Linked DNA regions of Homo sapiens: regions 2 and 3 are each linked to region 1. The links are chromatin loops, found by intact Hi-C in ENCODE. Cell type or tissue: PC-9. All regions are shown on one strand. Links, peaks and the distances in the headings refer to the core of each region. The heading gives the core; the rest is flanking DNA.

The links. A loop is a pair of places that touch in the nucleus more often than their neighbours do. Peaks named below come from ENCODE experiments on the same cell type or tissue, not always from the same donor. Only the 100,000 strongest peaks of a DNase experiment are listed, where the experiment ranks them.
Region 2: it touches region 1 in a loop (5-fold over the local background); 1 of 110 quality-filtered maps calls a loop at or near these places.
Region 3: it touches region 1 in a loop (11-fold over the local background); 1 of 110 quality-filtered maps calls a loop at or near these places.

The regions. Positions count from the first base shown.
Region 1 is chr4:19,736,625-19,742,784 of GRCh38, forward strand. The region is part of intron 2 of LOC105374511 (a long non-coding RNA gene); the gene reads left to right. Among named protein-coding and RNA genes, the nearest start is that of LINC02438, 280 kb to the left of the region's middle. In PC-9, for the core only: no CTCF peak of the experiment used is centred there; DNase peaks (open chromatin) are centred at 2,587 and 2,977; H3K4me3 peaks cover 744 bases; H3K27ac peaks cover 2,084 bases.
Region 2 is chr4:19,804,770-19,810,929 of GRCh38, forward strand. All of the region lies in intron 2 of LOC105374511 (a long non-coding RNA gene), which reads left to right. Among named protein-coding and RNA genes, the nearest start is that of LINC02438, 350 kb to the left of the region's middle. In PC-9, for the core only: no CTCF peak of the experiment used is centred there; a DNase peak (open chromatin) is centred at 2,932.
Region 3 is chr4:19,847,865-19,854,024 of GRCh38, forward strand. The region is part of intron 2 of LOC105374511 (a long non-coding RNA gene); the gene reads left to right. Among named protein-coding and RNA genes, the nearest start is that of LINC02438, 390 kb to the left of the region's middle. In PC-9, for the core only: no CTCF peak of the experiment used is centred there; no DNase peak of the experiment used is centred there.

The DNA.
Region 1 (6,160 bases), core at 592-5,591:
CTTTTCTTTATAAATTACCAAGTCTCAGGTAGGTCTTTATTAGAAGTGTAAGAACGAACTAATACACCCTGTCTCTACTAAAAAATAAAAGATTTAGCTAGGTGTGGTGGTGCATGTCTGTAGTCCTAGCTACTCAGGAGGCTAAGGAGGGAGGATCACTTAAGCCTGGGAGGTAGAGGCTACAGTGAGCCTTGATGGCACCACTGCACTCCAGCCTGAGTGACAGAATGAGACCTTATCTCAAAAAAAAAAGTTAGATTAAGAAAGTTTGCACATGTAAAATACTTAGAATCATGCTTTAGTATTGTGCAAATAGTAAATGATCCGTAAATGTTAGTTTTATAACTTATTACAGTGAACATTTTTACCAGGGCCTCCAACTTAGTCATTAGAGGAGATAATTTGGAATAAAGACCCTTTGCTAGTCCTCCGCAAAGCTGTCTTTATAAAAAAAACAAAACAAAACCAAAAAACCCTGGATCCTGTGATTGGAGGCAAGAAGTCCTGTTGATGTGTGGATCTGAATAGAGATTTTCAGAAAAAGATTGTTATCTTGTGATGCCTGCTAGTAATACTCATCTGGACATTGCAGAATTGTGGAGAGAAATACAAATTATGGATCACAGACAGAGATTTTAGCCAAGCTCTAAAGAACAGCTTACCATTATCAACTGCTTAGTTTGAAATAGTTACTCTTAAAAGCACTTCATGGCAATTAAATTGTTTCATACTCACAATATGGCCCTGGTAGTTTTAGTATTTTAAACATTTTGTGGAAGTTGTCAGAGTCAAAATAAATTCACTTGTGTTAACAGCAATACAAAACAAAAACCCAAAAAACAGAGCCAGAGAAGGCCATGAAGGATTATCATGCATGAATGCCTAGTAACAAAAACAATCACAAAAGACTACAAAAACCACAACCTTGCACAAAGGCCATCACTACCTTACACACCAAAAAACTGCTCAGCAACTGCTAGTCCAACTTTGGACTGATGCCACCTTTTTTTTTGTTCCTTGCCACCAAGGATAATTATCTCAAAACAATTAGGTAATACTCTATTTTTCCTGAAAAAACCTTTGTTTTCCTTTACCTCCCTGAATACACACATAGTTTACTATGACACCAGTGTTCCCATTGTAACACCTATTCCCAAATAAACAACATTTTCTTTGAGAAATTCTCGCTCTTCATTATTTAGATCAATGATTTCATAAATTAGAGAATGCAGGCATAAAGAAGTAAAAGGAATTACTTAAGTTCTCACAGATAGAGGCAGAACCAGGCTTCTAACTTAGAGAGATGGAACCAGGCTTTAACACCTAGATTCTGCTGCTTCTCTTTGCTTGCCAGTCCAATTAAAATCAATAAAAATCCAGAAAAATGTATGTACCATCATGCTCTCATAGAGATGTTAGATGCTGAAAAATATGAATCACATTCCTTATGTAGAAAACATAAAACTGCTATTCTGAAAAGAAAGCTAAGACATTATAATACATTTATGCAATATCCAGAAGAAAAATTTGAGAACAGGAGAAAGACATTTCACATTCTGAAGAGATAAATTCCAAATTGTTAACAGATAATAGGTAATCACAAATGAAAAGGTATGAGAATAAGTGCTCACTAAATGAAATACTGATATTGCATTGCTACAGTGTGGATCACTTTGGTTGTTTCACTGATAGAAAACTGGATTTTAGAACTCTCTTGGATTTTTAGGCTAATCATTTATCTAAAGTACAGACATAGTCTGGATTGATAATTAAAAAACAGAGACATTCGAACTTTAATATAAGCAAGAACTATATAATGACCATATTTATCCAAATCCTGGTTAGTGTCTGGGAGTTAATGAGCCAAAGTTTCTAAGAGTATGCAAGCTAGGCTAGATGACCCTTTGATAAGAGTATTACAGACCTAGAGGTGGATAGACTGTTTAGCCAACTAACCTGTAGATTGCCTTATAAACCAGAAAGTCAGGGAAATAATTAATTTCCTCATTCATCAAACCTCTATTGAGTATCTATGTATTCAGTTCTATATTTTCCTTAGTAGAAAAATAAGACGTGGCCCTTTTTGGAAGATCATGCCATCATTATAAATACAATATCTAGTGACACTAAAATTTTTCTCCCTGATTTGTGCATACCCTTAAACATCTAACAAAAACAAATAAATTATTGTGTTAACTTTTGTTTTTAGCAGAGTTAGGTGGGAGGAGATAAGTTTCACAGAAATTAAATGAGTCTAGTTCAAAATAGAAAAAAAAAACTATGAATCCTTAAAGATATGAACTCAATGCCAGCGGAAAAAGAGAAGAAAATGTATTAAGAATGTGACATCCACAATTCTGCTGCCAAACACGTGTGTGCATGAAGGAGGGCACAGACACTCTCACCTGGGCCTGAGGACTGAGGCTGCTATCTAAAACAGGGATCCATCTGCCTGTGAACAATGTCATCCCACTGTGTTTCTCTGACACTTCATTGACTGTGTAATGGCATTTGATATCGCTAAAACCTGGTTGTTGTGGAAGCACTGGTGCATTACAGCAGAGAGATGCATTGTGTATGATGAGTCATGCCCCACAAATTTGTGCTCAGTCTCTGTACGGTAAGAAAAAACATAACAAGATCAAGTAACAGAGAACTGGGGAGGGAGAAAGTTCTCATTGCAGGCACAAGTACACCGCCACTTTGTGCAAGGTAAAGAGGGCTTACACACACTCAGTTTTCCACAGAGTTCTAGTAACTTTCAATAGTACAAATCCTGGATCCGATGTTAGTCGAATAATAATTCCAATGGAGGAAAAAATACTTTTCATCTGTGAGTCGCTTTTCAGAAGGGATAATGTCTAAACCTTGTTAGCCTCTTCCTGGTTACCCTGAGGTTTGGATGTTTGCCAAGAAGGAAGTAGAAGAATAAACATGACCAAGGCAAAGAGTTCGATGAGAAACCCTCAGAATTTTTGGAGAGAGAAGAGGAAAAACAATCTGAAACATGAGTATATCCAGAAAATCAGTTCATTTATGTAACCCAAGATGATTGGCAGATATTTTCTGGCTTTCATGAGTCAATCCTCAAACAAGAAAATGGACACACCTCAAGGGAAAAAAAAATCCTTGAAAGAAAATGTATATGTGACCTTCTTTACCCTCCCATTATTTTTAAAGGGAAAAACCATTACCTGAGACCACTGTCATGGTTTGACAAAGCAAATCTGCTTAACACTCTTCAAATTCTGTTTTCTATAGAGTGAGATACCAGCATCTTTCCAGGACATCTGTGAATCCTCTAAGATCTGGCCCCAGCCTCTTTTCCGTACTTCTTTCCTTCCAAAATTTCCTTCCATCTCCCCTACACTTCAGCCATATCCCTCTATGCAGGGTGCTCAAAGGAGCCTTTTCACATTTTCTCCTTTGGCACATGCTCACCTCTGAATGGCATGCCTTCCACACCTCACCCACTTGGCAAAATCTTCTCTTCTCTCAAAGCACAACTCGAATAGTCCCTCTTTATGGAAAGACATCCATGGGCAGCACCTACTCCATTTCACTTTATCGCGCACTCCACTTTTTTCACCATTTAATAAAAGCAAAGCTTTTTTTGCATTTACTTTGGACCAGTCAAAATTACAAGACCCTTTTAATATATTAACTCACTTAATCCTAGCAACAACCCTATGGAGGAGGTACTAACAGTATCTCCATTTTACAGGTAAGGAGACTGAGGCACAGAGAGTATAAATAATTTTCCAAAAATTGCATCACATGTACAAAATAGAGCTGGAATTTGAACTCAGTATATGCTGACTAACTAGTTCTTTGGTTTATATCCCAGTCATATATTCCATCATACTTGATTTCAAATATTTGTTGACTATTGTCTGTAGTTAAGTGTGAGTGTCTTGAGGGCAGGGTCTGAGCTACATTATGTGTATGTTGAACATCTTTTGCAGAGACTGCAGATAGCAGGTACTGGATAATAAATAATCAGTAAACCAGCAAAGCAAGCAAGAGTAGAAGGAGTATTATATAGGTTTTGAAGTAAATAATTAAAGATGACAAATCACCCTAGAAATAGCATTTTCTGATTTGAAAACTGTTCCAATTTTGGGTTTGTGCATGCATTTTTCCCAAGTAAGGCAGAGGGCATGGTAAATGACATAACAGAATTAAGGAGGGAGCAAAGAGAAATGGAAAATAGTGATGATCTAAGAAGAGTAGGGAGAGACTCCCAGATTCAGAGAAAGACTGAATTCAGAACACACTGCTAGCCTGGAGAAGACAGAGAGTATCCCAGCGCTGGCTACAAGCTCATCTCTGTCTGATGTTAGGCTCTGATAACCACAGGTTTCAGGCAAAGGGAAGTACTGGGAGGGTTTTGTTTGAATGAGCTGATTTGCAGGTAGTCCATAGTCGTTTGGATTGAAGGAGAAGACCAATGATTCTCTCCCTTGGGGGAGGCAAGGAAACCTTGATGACTACGTCAGGCCTCTGCCTGGCCATGAGGACTAGATCCAAGCCATAAGGAGAGGAGGCTCCAATAGTCCTTTTACAGAGGACACTTTAAGATACTTAATACAAATATATGCTGCTTCAGGGCAGGGGTGATAACCACTCAAATGGACAGAAGACTATTCTCCCCATTTAGTTGAAAATTAGAGTTTTACATCTGCCATTTAAGACCTGCAGGACATTGGCAATGTGTGCATTGGAGGCACTGGCAACGTCCTCGTGTTTCCCTGAAGAAGAACCTTTCAGCAGCAATTGTACCCTCTGTAGGAAGGGATATTTCAAGAGTGTCTCTGTTTCTTCATCACCCCCTTTCTTGCAAGTCTTCCTTATTAAAAGGCTGTTATCTGCTGGATAGGAATGGTGAGAGCCTGGCATCACTTGGTTTGTGTTTACCACTATGTACAATTTCTATACCACAAACGCAGTGGGCCACACCTTCCTGTGTATTCTTTGTTTTTCCGTGTGTGTGTGTGTGTGTGTGTGTGTGTGTGTGTGTCTTGAACTGCACATTCTTAGTGAAAAATGTGGTCATTTTGAAGTCATTTTCCATGTGTTAAGCAGACTGACCATGGCTTCCTGCTGGTCTGCTCTCTCTGTTCAAACTTCTCCACTTAAAGTTCAATGCATAATAACATCAGTCTTTCATTGGGGGATCCAGTATTTTAAATAACAGAATGATGGATGGGACCACCGCTTCAGCCTTGCGTGAAAACTGCATGTTTCAATCAAAGTATTAACAAGTTCATGATGTGTTTCCTGTTTGGCCCCTCATGGGTATTCTCCCTGTAGAATAGAACCTGGAAGGAGGGAGGGTGGTCCCGTGGCATATGGGAAGCCACAAGGAACATCAGCCGAGAGCACGTCTGTAACAGTGTGCTGGGCCTTCACATCCACACTGCAGTGAGTGTTCACAAGGGAGCTGCAGCAAGGAAGGGAACTAAGTACAGAAACTCTGGGAGGTGCGCCTGATGACAGACACGTTCACAAGCTCATGAACTGGACTCTCAAACACAAGTGAGAAGACTTTGCTGGGAACTATGTGAGCAAGCAAGGGCCAAAGTCAGCAATATATGGGTTCAGTACTGAAATTAATATCTCATAAATAGCCAAAGACTGGTCAGGCCTGGAGAAATGCAGAGTACGTGAAAGTCAGAAGCGAGCTGAGAACAGAGTTCATGGCTAGTACTCTAAGCTGTTCTATTCCTTCAGTGTGATTAACTTGCTATGCGAAAAGGGGGCCCTGTGTAAAGTGACCTTGAGGTCTCTTGGAAAGAGTGTGGATTTTGGAGACAGAGCTCTGACTTTAAATAGCATGTCTCCTATTAAAAGTGATGTGATCAGACGTAAATCCCTTAAATTCTCTGAGCCTCTCTTTCCTAGAGAGTATTTGAGCTGCGTCATCACTCTCTGCCTTCAATGACCATGCTAGTAAACATGATAAAGGTAAACACTTTTTGATAAGAAATTATAATAAATAGAAAATCTACTAAACTTGAATCTTTATTTTGATTCTCTTAGAAATCATTTCAATATCACATAATACTACTAGCTCAGATCACAGACTTCAGGGAAAACATTAACAAAAAATCCTGAATGAAGGAAAAATGATTTGGGGAGAATTACCGCTGGGCTACTT
Region 2 (6,160 bases), core at 567-5,566, 68 kb after region 1:
AGCCCCTACTTTGACCATAGAGTAGACAGTCAAAACAATTAGAATGAGGTTTTTTTTTTTTCATAATCCACAGTGGATGTGCATTTCTTTGGAGAGCTGTGTGAGCGGAGATGTGCATTTCTTTTGAGAGCAGCTGTGAATGACCTGGCTTTCTTGGAATTCTCCAGTTCTCTTGTGGAGCAGGTCTCCTAGTGAGATACCTATATGGTGTGGTTTGGCTGTGTCCACACCCAAATCTCATCTTGAATTTTAGTTCCTGTAATCCCCACGTGTTGAGGAAAGGACCCAGTGAGAGGTAATCGAATCATGGGGGCAGTTACCCTCATGCTGTTCTCATGATAGTGATTGAGTTCTTACAAGATATGATAGTTTTATAAGGGGCTTTTCACTCTCTTCACTCGGCACTTCTGTCTCCTGCCCCCATGTGAAGAAGGATGTCTGCTTCCCCTTCCACCATGATTGTAAGTTTCCTGAGGCCACCCCAGCCATGCAGACCTGTGAGTCAATGAAACCGCTTTCCTTTATAAATTACCCAGTCCTTTATAAATTACCCAGCATGAGAATGGACTAATATACCGTAACAAACAGACTTCTCAGTGTATCCTTTTAATTTTTCCTCAGTGGAGAACTGTATTAGTCAGTTGAGGCTGCCATAACAAAATACTCCCTGATTGGGTGGCTTGGACAACAGAAATTTATTTTTTCACAGTTCTGGATCCTGGAAGTTCAAACTCAGGTTTTCAGCATTGTCAAATTTAAAGGATTTTACCTTGAGCGGCAGAAGCCACCATCTCACTGCGTGTTCACATGATCTCTTCTTTGTGCTTTTATGGAGAGAGCCAGCAAGCTCTTAGGTGTATTTTTTCATGAGGGTAGCAGTCCCATCATGAAGACCCACCCTCATGAGCTCACCTAACCCTGGTTACTTTCCAAAAGCCTCATCTCCAAATATCACGCTGGAGGTAAAGACTTCAACATATAAATTTGGGGGAAACAAAATTCAGCCAACGGCAAGTGCCAGTGTCCCTTGATTATTTGAAATCACTGTTTTATTAGCAGTGACGTTCTTGAGGATACCTGAGAACTGATTAGCACACCTGGTCTTTATCCCTGCCATCAAATGATTAGATGACATCTGTATCTGCATTAATCAGACACGAAATGGTTAAGCATTATTTTCTCTAGCAGTTGGTTTAAATATGAATTTGGTGTATTAAAAGAGTTTGCAGGTGGTCTTCAGCACAAATAATATACATTTTTGTGTATCAATAACTTGGTTTTCTAGCATATTAGGAAAACAGAGCACTGGAATAAATACTAAGCTAGGAGACAGAGAAGTTGAGGGTATAGGTGGTGATGCCTATAAGCTAAGTGTGTCTCTCTTGCCTGCCATCAGAGTGTAATATTGCAACATATTTTCTAAGCCCTAAGCCTTCCAATGCATTCTACGGGCCAAGGGAGAAAAATCTGTTTGGAAAATAAGTTATAACATATGGTAATGCTTATGCTAATTGCATTAATCTTGAAATAAACATACTATATGTTACACTTGGCTATAAATATATAAACTATGAATTATTATCAATATGGAAAATAGAATTAAAATATATGAGACTCACTACTTTTTTCATAACTGTTATCACTGCATAGTTTCTCTTCCAAATATTTTTCCTTGTTTTTTTTATATTTTTACTCTGTATTTGGGTATGAGATAGCAGAAATTTATATTTAAAAGGAATTAATTGATCTGGAGTTCTATATAGTTTCTTTTTTGCTCTTCCTCATATTTTCTATAAATGAACTAAATGTTAGTTATTAGCGTATAAAATATTTTCTTCTTGAATAGGCTCTATGTGGTGGGAATCTGTCTTGAAGTTATTACTTTGTAAAATAGTAGATGAAACTGCAAGTATTTTACCCCTCTGCTCTCATTCAGTGCATGTTTCCTAACAAGACAATATATGGCAAGTATTTTAAGAGCTAATGGTAATGTGAGATGTGTAAAGACCTTGGCTTCAGCATTTATCGTATATGTACAATGTAAAGAGTCTATAGGAGACAACATCAATCCCAAATGCCTTGGTCTGGAATGGAATAAGGAAATAACTTTATCCAATCCACTACATGGTCAGAATAAGGTGTAAGGTATAAATCCTCCTTGGAGAGGTAATATAGTGCCTTATCAATTAACATAGCTTTTACAAAGGCCTTATACCTGCTGGTTCTTCTGCCTTGAGTGCTCTGTCCTAATGTCTGGCTTCTTTTGGTCATTCGGACTCAGCTCAAATGCCACTCCTTGAGAGAGCTCTTGTCTATGCATTTCTAGAAGCCAGTGATATTTGCTGTAGCATTCTTAAGTAACCACAAAGAAAAAAAGGAGAAGGAAATAGAAAAAAACTCTAAAACATTTAACAAGGGGTTTATTTAAAAAATTATGACACAGCCATATGATAGTATATTATGCAATTAATTATAAATGTGATATTCTAGGAAAATATTTCATAACCTGCATAAACAAACATGACAAAAGATAATAAACAGAATATACATGTACAGTAGAATATGCATATCCAGTAGACTCTCGAGAAAAACACAATGTAATGTTATATCTATCTATATAGATATAGACATATTTATAAGCAAAAAGAAAGCATTGAAAGGACACATCAAAACAGCCATTGTTTTTACAGTTCTCCATATTTTCTGAATCATCAATATGTATATGTAATACATTCTTGATTGGAAAAACAATAAAGGACATGAGAAAAATATCAGTATTAGGGCTTTCTGGCTGCTAAAGTATCATGTACTTCAGCTCTGACAATACTTTTTTTTTTTTTAAATCATTGCTTTTCAGTTAGCCGTTCTGTTGTCACAGAGATGCCCTTCAGTTGCTGTGGCAACAAATGAATAATAATCCACACTTGTGTAACACTTCACAGCTCACACATTCCTTTCTCATGCAGCACCTCATTTATGATCAACAAAAAGTCAGGAAAGGTTCTGAGGGAAGCAGATCTAGTATCCTCCTCAGTTAACAGATGAGATATTAGAAACCCAAGAGGTTGACAAAGTTACCTACGGTTACACTGTTAATAACTTAAAGAGTCAGTGGAAAAATCTAAGCTCTCCAGAATTCATAATGCATTTTGAAATAGGTTTCATTTATTTGTCTATGTATCCGTCTATTTATTTATATATTCATATAATTCAAATAATATCTTTTATACAGCCAAGGACATAACAAAGTAAATTTGGTCAAGTTTCATCAGAGGTGAAGGACAAGGTCCTATGGCCACTGTCCCATCCTCGAGTGCTCATAATTATTACTCCTCTCACAGAGGCACAGAAAGTGGTAGCTTCAACAGTTTCACACTCCAACAGTGCTCTTCTAAACTGATTCTAAATGTGTGTCTGTGTATCTGTGCATGTGTGTGTATGTGTGTCTTTATGCTCTCAATGCCTGAGAAATGTGAAGCCCCACTGAGAGCTAGAACAATTGTCTCACATATATATGATCCACAGAAATAAGACCACTGGACATGTGGAACAATCCAGAGTATTACTATCCAATATAGAAACCACTATCCACATGCCTCTGTTTAACTCTAAGTTAATTTAAAATAAACGCAATTAAAAACTCACTTTCTCTGTTAAACTAGGCATATATTGAGTACTCAATAGCAACAATATATTAGTGGATATCATACTGAATATTTCACATGAAGAATATTTTATCACTGCAGAAAGTTCTAGTGAGCAATGCTAAATTGTAGTTACTAAAACTAAGGTGTTAGGTTTAGACACAAATGGTTTAATGCCAGATCTTTCCTGACTCCCTGAATTCTTCAGACTCTTCATCTGTAAAGAAAGCGTTGGTGATATTATTCACAGGGTTGTTGTAAAGATTAACTGATATACATGGAATGAATGTAATAAGTTAAATCTGATGAAAGTGCAAATAGGATTTAATTTTATCATTTTCCCATCATGCCACCCATCTATACTATGTTGGGTTTCCCTCCCCTATCCCAAAGTCATAAATGGGGCTGATATCTTGGCTCTCATAATTTGGTTACAAAAAAACCAGAGATAAGTGAAAATGTTATTATTCAATTTTTTGAATTTAGAATTTTGTCCTAGGTTTTTATCTGTACTTCAATTTCACATATAATTAATTATTCTCCTTGTTCTGCAACTGAAGTGTAATCTTTCCTACTAATGAAATACACACTGGCTGTTGTGTGGTCTTTCACTCTTAGGGTCAGTGGAGGGGATTATTTTAGAAGAAAATGAGCACAAATCTCACATCCTGTTGTTACAATCATTTTTTCTTGGCCATTATGTTTTCATTAGAGAGGGCCTCCGAGTCCAGGCTCTATGATAAGTTTTCATAGTCACTGCACAATTCCTTTCCTTCAGATTCTGCTTTCTGGCCATTGCAGTATGATCCTGGTAACTGCCTGCCTTCAAAGTTACGTATGCAAGAAACAAAATATTCATCTTTGGTCACACGTGTCCCCAAACTCCAGAAGACATAAGTCAAGTTCTTCCAAGAACTTTCTTGTCATATTTTCCCTTGCCTGTTGGCAGAAAGAGTGCCCTAGTTTTCATAGCTCTGCGCATATTCAGCTAGTACCCACTAAATCTTCAGGAATGCATTTCTCAGAACCCTCTTCTCCTGCCTGGAGGTAAGTTAGAATGACATTTTCTCTTCCCCCAAGACTGGATGTGCAAGGGAAACACCAAATCTTTCTCTCCTAAGTCAAAAACGTCCTCACTCTTTGATTCTCTATCTAAAATTGCAGATTTCTAAATGTGTCTTTAAAGATTGGCAGTGAGTAATGGGCTGATAATGTCTGTACCAGTTTTGCTATCTTGGAAAGCCTAGATGTGGCTCTCTATTACCTTTTGTCTGCAGCTAACAGGCCTTAGCAAAAATTCAGAGACAACTGAAAACATTCCTTTCCAGACCTGGTAAGAGGCTTTTTAAACAACGAAATGTAACATAGTTTATAGTGTGACTATATAATGTGTTTATGTACTATAAACACAGTAGCTATTATTACCTCCAAAACTGTCAGAAAATGTTTTATTAGTAGCCTCACTGGTAAATAAATCTCTGGTCTAAGATGTATATATGAAATTACTGTGATATGACATCTATATAGATAGATATAATTCCAAAAATTTGTGGTAGAATGTTCAAAAGAGACAACTACCATTTTTCTAGGATTTTTCTTGAGCACTTAGAACTGAATAAACTTTAAAAAATGTGGGGGTCTGGAATATAGCAGTAAATATCATCGACCTTCCAATGATCTGACTAAAAAGCTTGCTGAAATTGTTCAGTGAAGAGAGCCCTAGGTTCCCTGGCTAAGTGACCTCACACAAATCTCTTATCTCCCCTAAACCTCTGAGAAAATGACTGACTTAGATAAGATCTGCTTTCAGACAAACTCATTCAAAATATCAAGTGTAACACATGAGTAATTTGCTCAAATATAAGGAGCTCTTGGCAAACAAGAAAAAAATGGTTGTAGAAAAATAACTTGTTTCATTTATTTGAAGTCTAATATTTCAGCCAGCATCTATGTAAAGGCAACCAGTTTTGCTCAACTATGATAGATGGTCATTTAATAATTCCACATCAAATAAGACTATTTTCTTTGTCATGTAAATGGAAAGCTCCCATTAACATTCATGGAATTATTAACAACAGACATCTCTAGGTGAGAAATATTGCCAAGTACCTCTTGCAGAGGATAGTTGTATCTTTGATCTTGCTAATCTATGGAGCTATTTCTGCAGAATTTCAATTTTTGAGCAGCTACATTACTAATGCATTTTTACTTTTCTAAGATATGTGATCCAAAGTAACCATTATTTCCAGACTTCTTAAAATATGCAATAGTATTCAAGGAAAATACAGATCATAAGCAGCCTAAACACTGAATGACTTATTTGGGTGGCAGGAGAAGCATCCCCAGAGAAAACCGTTATTAATAATTGTAATTAATTTTGGTGTGGCAATATCCACAAAGATATGCAACACTGAGCTAAGTAATTTCTTTCCAGATAATTCTTTCTGACAAATAATTCATTTGGTTTTCTAAGATATGTTAATGAGTTAAATAAAGTGCCCTAGATAGATTTCTCA
Region 3 (6,160 bases), core at 521-5,520, 110 kb after region 1:
AAGTCCTCTCTATTCCCTTCTTCTGATCGCAATTATTCTTCTCCTTATAACAATTATTTTGTTTTTATTTGATAGATATTTTGAATTGTATATCTGACTAGGATTCCCTGAACGCACTAGCTGCAAGAAAGCACCTAACCTTAAGGCCTACTATGAGGAATTGGAGTAGGGTTTGGGTGCAAGGAGCATTAATTGGTTGCCTGAGGGATTTAATTTGTTCTATAAATGTGTTTTGTTTGGTTTGTTTTTGTAAATTATGTTTGAACAATCAGAAATTTTACAAATACACACACACAGGTTTAGAAATAGGTAAAGAAGCACACGTGCATAGAATTCTAGCAACAACATGAGGAATTTTAAAGGAAGTAAATGACCAAAGTCTCCACCACTCACATGACCTCATACTGGCCTCCTTCACTAATGTATAGCATGTGCCTGTTTCCCGTTAATTATTTGGTTTTGTATCATTTGGTTTTTGTAACATATTTCCCTTATTTATGGCTTCATTTCATGTTATTTTTCTTGCTTATTTTCTTTTTCCCTTTCACCATTATCTAACTTATAATATTGGTTTTGTATTTTAGTAGTTTTTATTCCTAACGTAGTTAAGGTATAAATAAAAGAAACAAAGGTTGATTAAATTTGACTTAGTGTATTAGTTAAGTATTTATATCTCATCCTTTTATATTGTATTTTCACTTATCATTTTGTAGCTACTTTAAATCTCTTATGAAATGAGTTAGGGACTGTTATAAAGCCAATCTTAACTTTTTGAAAATCAAATTTTTACCAATGATTTCTTCAAACATTCCCACAATATCCACCAGATGAGCCTATTTGGCTGAAACATGGTCAGAGAAAAGTAGACAAATGTATGAGTGTCAATTTCCAGATAGCACAAAGAATCATCTGGTTGTGACAGGACTCCAGAAATCTCATTCTTCTATTTTGAAGTGCTCTGACATCTGCAGTGAGTGCTGCTGGATTTCTCCTTGAGCACCTGATTCTGTGTTTCACAATGTTTTTTCAATGTTACTATTTTTTGAGCCCTTTCTATGTTTTGGGGAATAGACTAGATACTTAAAATATGTTATTTCATTTAGCCTGTTCTACAGCCCTGGGAATTTGGTATTATTGTATTCCTTAAAAAATGAGTCCACTGAGATTAGAGAGGCTAAATAACTTGCCCAAGGCCACGTGAGTGAGAAGTGGCTCAGCTAGTACTGATCCTGGGTCGAGTTACTCCAAGGAGTTACTCCCAATGTGTTTGTTACCCTTGGGACAGGAGAGTTATCAACCAAAGGAGCTGGCAAGAACAGATGGCACCTCTAAGACTCTTACCTGCAATTAGAAACTGCCAAGGCAGCTGCTCTTATCATAACATTGTAGTAGAAAAGAGGTGGTAGGAGAAGAGTAGGCAAAAAACAAAAGGAATTCTTATGTTCTCCTAGAAAAGAAAAGAAGAATACAGTTATTTGACACTCCTGAGTTAATATGCACTTTTTAAAAATAGCAACAGCCTCTTGAACAAAATCTAAACTTAACAATCCATCATAACTTGGTGTGAATTCCACACACTCTCTACCGTTGCTTCTTACTATATTTGAGCTATAGTAGCAAATTTTCTGCTCCTAAAAACATGCCCTGCCCCAGGACCTTGTTATTCGCTGTGTTGTTAGACTTGCCCCTGGCTGATTTCATGATTGGCATCTCCTCCTTCAGGACTCAAATACCAAGGAAATTAAGGCAGCTTGCCCTATCCATCTTATCTAAACTACCTTACTCTCTCAATTATTTTCTGTTCTATCACTCAATTTTTTTTCTCATAATATTTAACATTTTGAAGTAATTTTTAAAATTAATTTATTTTTAGGGATTTTTGGTAACTGATGCTTTTTGTTTGTTTACATCTATTTCCTACTATTCTAGTAATTGTTTCATGAATCATGATTTTAGATAATTATTGGCCACCTTTTAATTTTTTTATTTTATTTATTTATTTATTTATTTTAGAAGGAGTATCGCTCTGTGGCCAGGCTGGAGTGCAGTAGCACCAACTTGGCTCACTGCAAGCTCTGCCTCCCCGGTTCAAGTGATTCTCCTGCCTCAGCCTCCTGAGTAGCTGGGACTACAGGTGCGTGCCACTACGCCAGGCTAACTTTTTTTTTTTCTTTGTACTTTTAGTAGAGACTGGGTTTCACCATGTTGGCCAGGATGGTCTTGATCTCTTGACCTCGTGATCCGCCAGCGTCGGCCTCCCAAAGTGCTGGAATTACAGGCATGAGCCACCGCGCCTAGCCTTTTTTTTTTTCTTTTTCTTTTTTGACTGTCTTGGTGGGACCTTCCTTTAAGGCACCTTAGCCAAAAGGCTGAAATATCATCCAGCTCGCTTAGATTACCTCTTCCTGGATTTGAGTGTCAATCAAAGTATTTAAGGACTGAAATGTTTGGAGTCCATTTATCCCAATTGTTCCACACCGAAGACATTCCCTGTTACTTTGTTATATAGATACTTAGAGCAGCCATAGTTTCTATACAAATTTAAGTCTTTAGTTATTTTTTGTTTGTTTTACGTTAAGTTAACCCATATTCTCTCAATACGTTATTTTACTTTCTCTTATAAGTTAAACAAAATCAGAAAGCATGGTTATCCTTTTCTGGATCTGCAAACCAAAATATAAGCCCCATGAGGTCAGAAAATCTGTTTGGTACATTAAACATCTGCAATAGTGTGTGATAGCTAGTGTGCATCTAATAATTGTTTTTAAATATAAAATGAATGAATACAATCTGCCGAGTGTCCTGAAAGGGGTCTTTAAAGCAGAGATAATTGGATTCAAGAGAGATGTCTGTTTCTAGCTTTAGCTCCTCTTCAGTGAGTTTGTTCCCACATCATATGAACTTGTTTTCCCCCAATAGTAAAGGCTTCTCACTCTTCTGTGGTCTGTTGTCACTTTTTGTGGAAGATGATATGCTCTGATTTACTGACTTGATCAGACTCAATTTACTAAACCATGTGACCTTTGGGCAAGTTTCTTAAGCACTCTCTAAATCTTAGTTTCCTTCTCTGCAAAGCGGATAACAATACGTGCTGTTTCATGGGTAATACCATGAACTCACCAGGCGCTGTTTGGTCTTTTGTTTCTAAGCACTCAGAGAGGTTCCTTTCTCAGGTTTTGCGAGTGAGTCAGGGCTATATGACTAAGTGAAAATGATGCATGCTACTTTGAGGCCTGACCCTTAAAAGCTTAGACTCAATCCATTTCACATTCACTTTTCCCCGGTCTATTGGCCACTGCCATCCAGTGGAGAATACTAAGGACCCAATGGTCCAGGATAGTCAGTCTGGATGGCCTCCAAATGACTGCATTTTACCTTCATGTGAGTAAGCAGTAAACTGTAGTTTATTTAAGCCACTAATATTTGGAATGTTGTAGTTGTTTTTATTGTTGTTACATCAGGTAACATAACTTGATTAAGTAGATCTATAATTACAATAATTCAAGTAAGGATTACTTAGGATGGAACTAGTACAAAGCATCACTCACAAAAGAAGTTCAAAAAAATATTATTCACATATTTCTCCATTGGTTTTTACCCCTGTCCAACATATCTTCACCAGTCCACTTTTACTCCCTTCTTATCTCTTAAATAAAAATGTCTTTCTATTGGATTATAAATACTATGTAATTTTTTATTCTAATCTATGGAACTTGGTCCATTACTTTCACTGATTTCTTCGAAATTTCTTTTGAAACTTTCTTTCTCCAATGGTTCATCTCTACCTATGAATACATTCCCATTTGATGCATCCATGAGGAACAATGCTTCACCTCTTCTATGGCCTTAATCTATAGTCATTTCCCTTGTATGTTACAGAAAAAAAAAATTCTACTAAAAAAGTAATTTGGATCCTTTGGATCTTCTTTTTCACTACTCTTTTACTCGTAAAACGTTTCATTCAATTTTTCATCTCCTTCATTCTACATAAGTATTTTCTCAGAGATCGCTCATGTTGAAATGGTCAAAATAAATTTGCATTTTTTGACTGCTCTTTAGCACTAGAATTGTAGCTCGCCAGTCTTTCTTCCCATAACAGTTCATGTCCCAGCATCTTATTCCCATGATCTCTTGGGAAGTTAGCCACATTCAGGGTTTCTACCTCTCTCAGTGGATGCCTTTCTGTGTCTGGTCTTACTCTGTCTATTGAGATTGCCTGGACCTTTCTAATGGTCTGTTAGACATAACTAACTGTTAAAATTTATTTTAACACATAAACCTTTTCTTCCTTTTAAACTATTCTAAATGTGTCTAAAAACAACCTCCTTATTCCCATATGGGCCCTCTCTTCCTTTTAAACATGCTAACTGTCATAATTTTTTCAAACCACCTGCATTTGGAAATATAAGGCACCAGTTAGTTATCATTCTTCCCCATGTTTAACTCTCAATTAGTTGAACAATTTTCTCTACAAATTATCTTGAATACCACTTTTCCTTTTCCTCTTGGCTCGTTGAATGATACCTCCAACCACTCAGTTGCTCAAGTCAGAGAGGCCCATCTTTAATTTGGCAATTGGACTTGTTTAATTTAACACTCCCTTAACCTCCAAATTCCAGCAACCCACCCATTTCTACAACTTCTAAGTATAAAATAGTATTCAAATTATTTTTCATTCATTCATCCCCATGGCCAGTATTTTGGATTAGCCTCCCAGGATCTGTCATTTCTATCACCAAGAAATTCTGTCATAGCCATTCTTCTGTCTCACTCAAATCCCCAAAATCCACTATTTACAGTTCAACCACAGTGATATTTCTAATGTCAAATCTAACTTTTACTGTGCTTCAAAGGTTCTCCATTGTATTAAGATAAAGGGCAGAGTCTTTAAGTAAGCTTGTGTAGTTTCCATTTGTGAAGCCCAATTAAGTACTTATCCTCATCTTTACTTTTCAATCACACTGTACATTCAATTAACAGTAATTATTTATTAGTAGTATACTCAACATATTATATTTTCTTCTGTCTGAAGATCTACATGCATGACATTTACTGTTGTCAAAAAATTCTTTACCTCTGGCCATTTATCTGGATAACTGCAAGTCATCCCTATTTTCACTTAGAGAAAGGGTGACCGCATAATTTATTGTTCAAGATGAGATTATTTTGAGAGTAGCAAGAGTATTAGTAATAATTACACCAAGAGAACAGACATACACAGTAACTATTCTGGGATAACTAGGATATATGGTCATGCAAATTAGGTACACTTATCAGAAAAATGTTCTCATCATCAACCCCGTGTTATTTATTTTTCATTACTCTTACATAGAATTCTATTTCTCCTATAAAATAATGTATTACATTTTATCAGCAGGCAGTTGATCCCCTTACAGTAGCCACAATTAGAGCTGACTAGTCCCCATTCCACAACCATTCCAGGTTAGACTGGAATCAGACTTTTAGAGTGAGAAAGCTGATCTGCCAGCAGCAACAGCAGTAGCAAAACTTTCTGCCTTCCTACCCTCCACCAAATAGCATAGGAAGAGGCAGGCTCAGCAGCTTATAATTCGCTTCCCACTTAAAGATCACTCAGTGTATTAGTCCGTTCTCACACTGCTATAAAGAAATACTTGCAACTGGGTAATTTATAAAGAAAAGAGGGTTAATTGGCTCATGGTTCTGCAGGCTGTACAGAAAGTATAGTGGCTTCTGCTTCTTGGGAGGCCTCAGGAAGCTTCCAGTCATGGCAGAAGGCAAGGCGGGAGCAAGGCATCTTACGTGGTGGGAGCAGGAGCAAGAGAGAGCAAGGGGGGAAGTACTGCGTATTTTTAAACAACAGTATCCCATGAGAACTCACCCATGATCACAAGTACAGTATCGGGGAGATGGTGTAAACCAGTCACGAGAAATCTGCCCTCATGATCCAATCACCTCCCACCAGGCCCCACCTCCAAAATTAGGGACTAAAATTCAACATAAGATTTGGTGGAGATACAGATCCAGACCATATCATTCTGCTCCTGGCCCCTCCTAAATCACATGTCCTTTTCACATTGCAAAACAAAAACATGCCTTCTCAACAATCCTCAAAGTTTAAAATCACTCCAACATTAACTCAAAAGTCCAAAGTCTCATTGGAGACAAGCCTAGTCCCTTC